Regions from separate parts of the Homo sapiens genome. Here region 2 is linked to region 1. A link is an interaction called in ENCODE POLR2A ChIA-PET data of the cell type or tissue named here. Cell type or tissue: HepG2. All regions are shown on one strand. Links, peaks and the distances in the headings refer to the core of each region. The heading gives the core; the rest is flanking DNA.

What was found. ChIA-PET counts read pairs that join two places held together with the same protein. Peaks named below come from ENCODE experiments on the same cell type or tissue, not always from the same donor. Only the 100,000 strongest peaks of a DNase experiment are listed, where the experiment ranks them.
Region 2: POLR2A ChIA-PET joins it to region 1 with 5 read pairs; 9 of 35 experiments call an interaction of 5 or more read pairs at or near these places.

What each region holds. Positions count from the first base shown.
Region 1 is chr12:123,450,836-123,453,758 of GRCh38, reverse strand. No RefSeq gene overlaps it. Among named protein-coding and RNA genes, the nearest start is that of SNRNP35, 5.8 kb to the left of the region's middle. In HepG2, for the core only: no CTCF peak of the experiment used is centred there; a DNase peak (open chromatin) is centred at 1,633.
Region 2 is chr12:123,515,432-123,518,354 of GRCh38, reverse strand. All of the region lies in intron 2 of RILPL1 (Rab interacting lysosomal protein like 1), which reads left to right. Among named protein-coding and RNA genes, the nearest start is that of RILPL1, 17 kb to the left of the region's middle. RefSeq lists an enhancer at 1,960-2,460. In HepG2, for the core only: no CTCF peak of the experiment used is centred there; no DNase peak of the experiment used is centred there.

The DNA.
Region 1 (2,923 bases), core at 99-2,598:
ACATGGAGAAACCCCGTCTCTACTAAAAATACAAAATTAGCAGGGCGTGGTGGCGGGCACCTGTAATCCCAGCTACTCAGAAGGCTGAGGCAGGAGAATCACTTGAACCCGGAAGGCGGAGGTTGCAGTGAGCCGAGATCCCGCCATTGCACTCCAGCCTGGATAACAAGAGCGAAACTCCATCTCAAAATAAATAAATAAATATCCACCAGTCCCTACTGATATAAATAAGTGATTGAATAAATAAAGTGGGGAGAAGAGGCAAATCTTCCACGCAAAATTGCAAATAACTTATGGAGATAACTCCTCTCCCCAGAAAGTAGAGCATGCCTAGGCAACATAGTGAGAACTCATTTCTACAGAAAAACAAAACAAAAAAAAGAATTAGACCAGGCACGGTGGCTCACGCCAAAGCAGGAGGATCACTTGAGTGCAGGCATTCAAGACCAGCCTGGGAAACTTAGCAAAATCCCATGTCTACAAAAAACTTAAAGTTTTAAATAAATAAATACAGGCTTAGCTTCTCAGTTGTACCAGCCTCATTTCCAGCACTTAATAGCCTCATGTGGCTAGTGGCTACCATATAAATATATATATATTTATATATATTTATATATATTTATATATATATTTATATATATATTTATATATATTTATATATATTTATATATATATTTATATATATATTTATATATATTTATATATATATTTATATATATATTTATATATATTTATATATATATTTATATATATATTTATATATATATTTATATATATATTTATATATATATTTATATATATTTATATATATATTTATATATATATTTATATATATATATTTATATATATTTATATATAAATATATATTAATATATATATTTATTAATATATATATTTATATATATATATTTATATATATATTTATATATATAAATATATATATTTATATATATTTATATATATTTTTATATATATATTTATATGTATATTTATATATATATTAATATATATATTTATATATTTTGGAGACAGAGTCTCACTCTCTCACCCAGGCTGGAGTACAATGACGCGATCTTGGCTCACTACAGCCTCCGCCTCCCATGTTCAAGCAATTCTCCTGCCTCAGCCTCTCACACCCAGCTAATTTTTATATTTTTAGCAGAGACCGGCTTTCACCATGTTGGCCAGGCTGTTCTCAAACTCCTGACCTCAGGTGATCCACCCACCTCAGCCTCCCAAAGTGCTGGAATTACAGGCATGAGCCACTGTGCCCAGCTATCCTTTTTTTTTTTTTTTTTTGAGACAAGGTCTTGCTCTGTTATCCAGGCTGGGGTGCAGTGGCACAATCATGGCTCACTGCAGCCTCAACCTCCCAGACTCAAGTGACCCTCTTGCCTCAGTCTCCCGAGTAGCTGGGACTATAGGCTCATGCCACCACACCCAATTAATTTTTTTTAGTAGAGAGAAGTTCTCACTATGTTGCCCAGCTGGTCCTCCAACTCTTGAGCTCAAGCCATCCTCCTACCTAGGTTCCCATAGTGCTGGATTACAGGCATAAGCGGCCTTTTTTTTTTTTTTTTTTTTTGAGACACGGTCTTGCTCAGTCACCCAAGCTGGAGTACAGCAGCATAGTGGCCGGATCTTAGCTCACTGTGACCTCTAACTCAACTATAGGCATGTGCCACCATACCTAGCTAATATTTGTATTTTTTTCTTTTTTGAGACAGAGTAACATTCTGTCGCCCAAGCTGGAGTGCAGTGGTGCAATCTCGGCTCACTACAAGCTCCGCCTCCCGGGTTCACGCCATTCTCCTGCCTCAGCCTCCCGAGTAGCTGGGATTACAGGGGCCCACCATCACGCCTAGCTAATTTTTTGTATTTTTAGTAGAGACGAGGTTTCCTCGTGTTAGCCAGGATGGTCTCAATCTCCTGACCTCGTGATCCGCCTGCCTTGGCCTCCCAAAGTGCTGGGATTACAGGCATGAGCCACCGCGCCTGGCCTAATATTTATCATTTTTGTAGAGATTGCATCTCACTATGTTGCCTAAGCTGGTCTTGAACTCCTGGCCTCAAGCAATTCTCTCTTCACAGCATTGCAAAATGATGTATTATAATAATCACAGGCCTGAGACACTGCAGGTGTCTGGACTGTGCAGGTACAGAACATTTCACCACTGTAGTGTCCTGTCAGCATGGTGTAGGACAGTGCTGTTCCATAGAAATCAAGTGTGAGCTTGGCCAGGCACAGTGGCTCACACCTGTAATCCCAGCATTTTGGGAAGCCGAGGCGGGCGGACCACCTGAGGTCCGGAGTTCGAGACTAGCCTGACCAACATGGAGGAACCCCGTCTCTACTAAAAATACAAAATTAGCCGTGAGTGGTGGCACATGCCCGTAATCCCAGCTACTCAGGAGGCCGAGGCAGGAGAATCACTTGAACCTGGGAGGCAGAGGTTGTGGTGAGTGGAGATTGTGCCATTGCACTCCAGCCTAGGCAACAAGAGCGAAACTCCATCTCAAAAAAAAAAGAAAAAGAAAAGAAATCAAGGGTGAGCCACATGTGGCATTGTATTTTCTAGTAGCCACATTGAAAAGGTAGAAAGAAACACAAGAAACTAATTTCAACAAGTATTTTATTTATCCCAAAATATCCAAAGCATTGTTTCAACATGGCAATCAGTAGAGACATTATTAGTGAGATCGTTTATTTTCTCTTTTTGGTGCTGTCTTAGAAATCCAGCAATGCAATTTGGGAGGCTGAGGTGGGATGATCAATTGAGTCCGGGAGTTCAAGACCAGCCTGGGCAACATGGTGAAACTCCATCTCTATAAAAAATACAAAAAAATTAGCCAGGCGTGGTTTCATGTGCCAGTAGTCCCAGCTACTCGGGAAAGTGGCGCAAGAGAATCACCTGAGCCCAGG
Region 2 (2,923 bases), core at 210-2,709, 64 kb before region 1:
TTAAATTTTTTTGGTAGAGACGGGGGTCTCACTATGTTGCCCAGGCTGGTCTGAAACTCCCGGCCTCAAGCAATCCTCCTGCCTTGGAGTCCCAAAGTGCTGGGATTACAGGTGTGAGCAACCGCACCCGGCCCTGTCTTAATCATTTTTAAGTGTACAGTTCAGAGGCATTAAGTACATTCACAGTCTTGTGCAGCCGCCACCACCATCCATCTCCAGAACTCTTTTCTCTCACAAAACTGAAACACTGTCCCCATTAAACACTAATTTCCCACCCACCACGCCATTGGCCCCTGGCACCCACCATTCTACTTACTGTCTCTATGGATTTAACTACTTGAGGCGTCTCCTATATAAGTGGAGTCATATCGTATTTTTCCTTTTTTGTCTGGCTTATTTCACCTAACATGTTTTCGAGGTTTATCCATTTTGTAGCCCATGTCAGAATCTCCTTCCATTCTAAGGCTGAGTACATTCCATTGTGTGCAGGCCCTACATTTGTTTATCCACCAGCTGACAATGGCAATGTGTGTTTTATGTTTGCAGCATATGTCCATTTGGAGAGGCCCCATTTCAAGTGCTCAGTGGCTGCTGGTGGCTACCGAATTGGATACGTTGAGCTCAACGGTGCTCTCAGAAGCGCGGTGGCTCATGCCTGTCATCCCAGCACTTTGGGAGGCTGAGGCGGGTGGATCACTTGGGGCCAGGAGTTTGAGACCAGCCTGGGCAACATGGCAAAGCCCCATCTCTACAAAAAATACAATAAGTAGCCAGGTGTGGTGGCGTGCACCTGTAATCCCAGCTACTCGGGAGGCTGAGGCACAAGAATTGCTTGAGCCCGGAAAGCGGAGGTAGCAGTGAGCCGAGATTGCCACCGCTGCGCTCCAGCCTGGGCAACACAGCGAGACTCGCAAAAAAAAAAAAAAAAAACAATAACAACAAAATTGCTGTGCCCTCTCTCTGGGCCTTTCTCCGTATGTTTGCCATATTGGCTTCTTGGGGCTGTCATAATAAATGACCACAAATTGGGTGACCAAAAACAGTTTACTCTCATAGTTCTGCAGGCCAGAGATTCATAGTCGGGCATCAGCAAGGCCATGCTCCCTCCAGCGCCTCTCAGCAGGAGTCCTTCCTTGCCTCTGGGGGCTGTCGGCATCCTCACCTGTGGCTACACCATCCCAGTCTCTTCCTCTGCAGCCAAACGTTCTCCTCCGTGTCTGTGTGTCTCAGCTCCCTCTCCTTTATCTTTTGTTGTTTAATGGGATTTTTTTGTTTGTTTTTTGTTTTGAGACAGGGTCTCACTTTGCCCCGCAGGCTGGAGTGCAGTGGTGCGATCTTGGCTCACTGCAACCTCCTCCTCCCTCACCTCCTGCTCAGGTAATCCTCCTGCCTCAGCCTCCCAAGTAGCTGGGACTACAGGCATGTGCTACCATGCCCAGCTAATTTTTGTACTTTTTGTAGAGATAGGGTTTCACCATGTTGCCCAGGCTAGTCTCAAGCTCCTGGGCTCAAGTGATCTGCCTGCCTCAGTCTCCCAAAGTGCTGGGATTACAGGCATGAGGCATAGCGCTCAACTTCCTTTGTCTTATAAGGACACCAGGTATTGGATTTAGGGCCTACCCCTCATCCCCCCTCATCCACCATGACTTCATCTTAACTAATTACATCTGCAAATACCCTATTTTCAAATAAGGCCGCATTCCAAGGTTCTGGGTCGCTGGGATTACAGCGATCTAGAGCCACCATGCCCAGAACTGTTTAGGTCAGATTCTTCCAGGAGGGAATCTGAGACAGGGATTCCCACGCAACTGACTTATGAAAGAAGTGCCCCCAGAGGGGAGGGAGTGGAGGAAGCAGGACAGGGAAAGCAAGAGGAAGCGGAGCAGGGCTGTGATCTCAGCAGGGTCCGGCAGAGGGCCGTGGTCTCAGCAGAGTCCGGCAGGGTGGCCTCAGCCTTAGCCCCTGGGGAGTCTGGAATGTAAGTTACACCTCAGGGTTTTCCTGCCCTTAGGCGAGGAGCTGGACTTCTAGTGCAGAGCCTGCCAGCCAGGATGCCTGAGGTAGCAAAGGCACATCAAAGAGCAGTGGTGTAAACACGGGCCCAGGTGATCCGAGACCAACTTCATGAGAAATGTGAGCTGTGGTCATCATCGTTCCCATGTTGAAGGTGCTTTGCTACCTCTGATGGGCTGAGAAACACACTGGTCTGATATGAAGAGACCCAGATTACAGCTCCTACATGACCACTAACTAGCAGTGAGATTTGGGCCAAGTTGCTCAATCATCTCGGGGCATTTTTTTTTTTTTTTTTTTTTTTTTTTGAGACAGAGTCTCGCTCTGTGGCCCAGGCTGGAGTGAAGTGCTGCAATCTCAGCTCACTGCAACCTCCGCCTTCTGGGTTCAAGCCATTCTCCTGCCTCAGCCTCCCAAGTAGCTGGGATTACAGGCCTGTGCCACCACGCCTGGCTAATTTTGTATTTTTAGTAGAGACAGGGTTTCTCCATGTTGGTCAGGCTGGTCTTGAACTCCCGACCTCAGGTGATCTGCCCCCCTAACCCTCCCAAAGTGCTGGGATTACAGGCGTGAGCCACCACGCCCAGCCTGGTGTTTGGCTCGGTGGCTCACACCTGTAATCCCAACACTTTGGGAGGCTGAGGCGGGCGGATCACGGGGTGAAGAGATAAAGACCATCCTGGCCAACCTGGTGAAACCCCGTCTCTACTAAAAGTACAAAAAAATTAGCTGGGCATGGTGGCGGGCACCTGTAATTCCAGCTACTCAGGAGGCTGAGGCAGGAGAATCTCTTGAACCCAGGAGGCAGAGGTCGTAGTGAGTTGAGATCGCGCCACTGCATTCCAGCCTGGCGACAGAGTGAGACTCTGTCTCAAAAAACAGACAGACAAAAAAAAAACACTGTAGTATA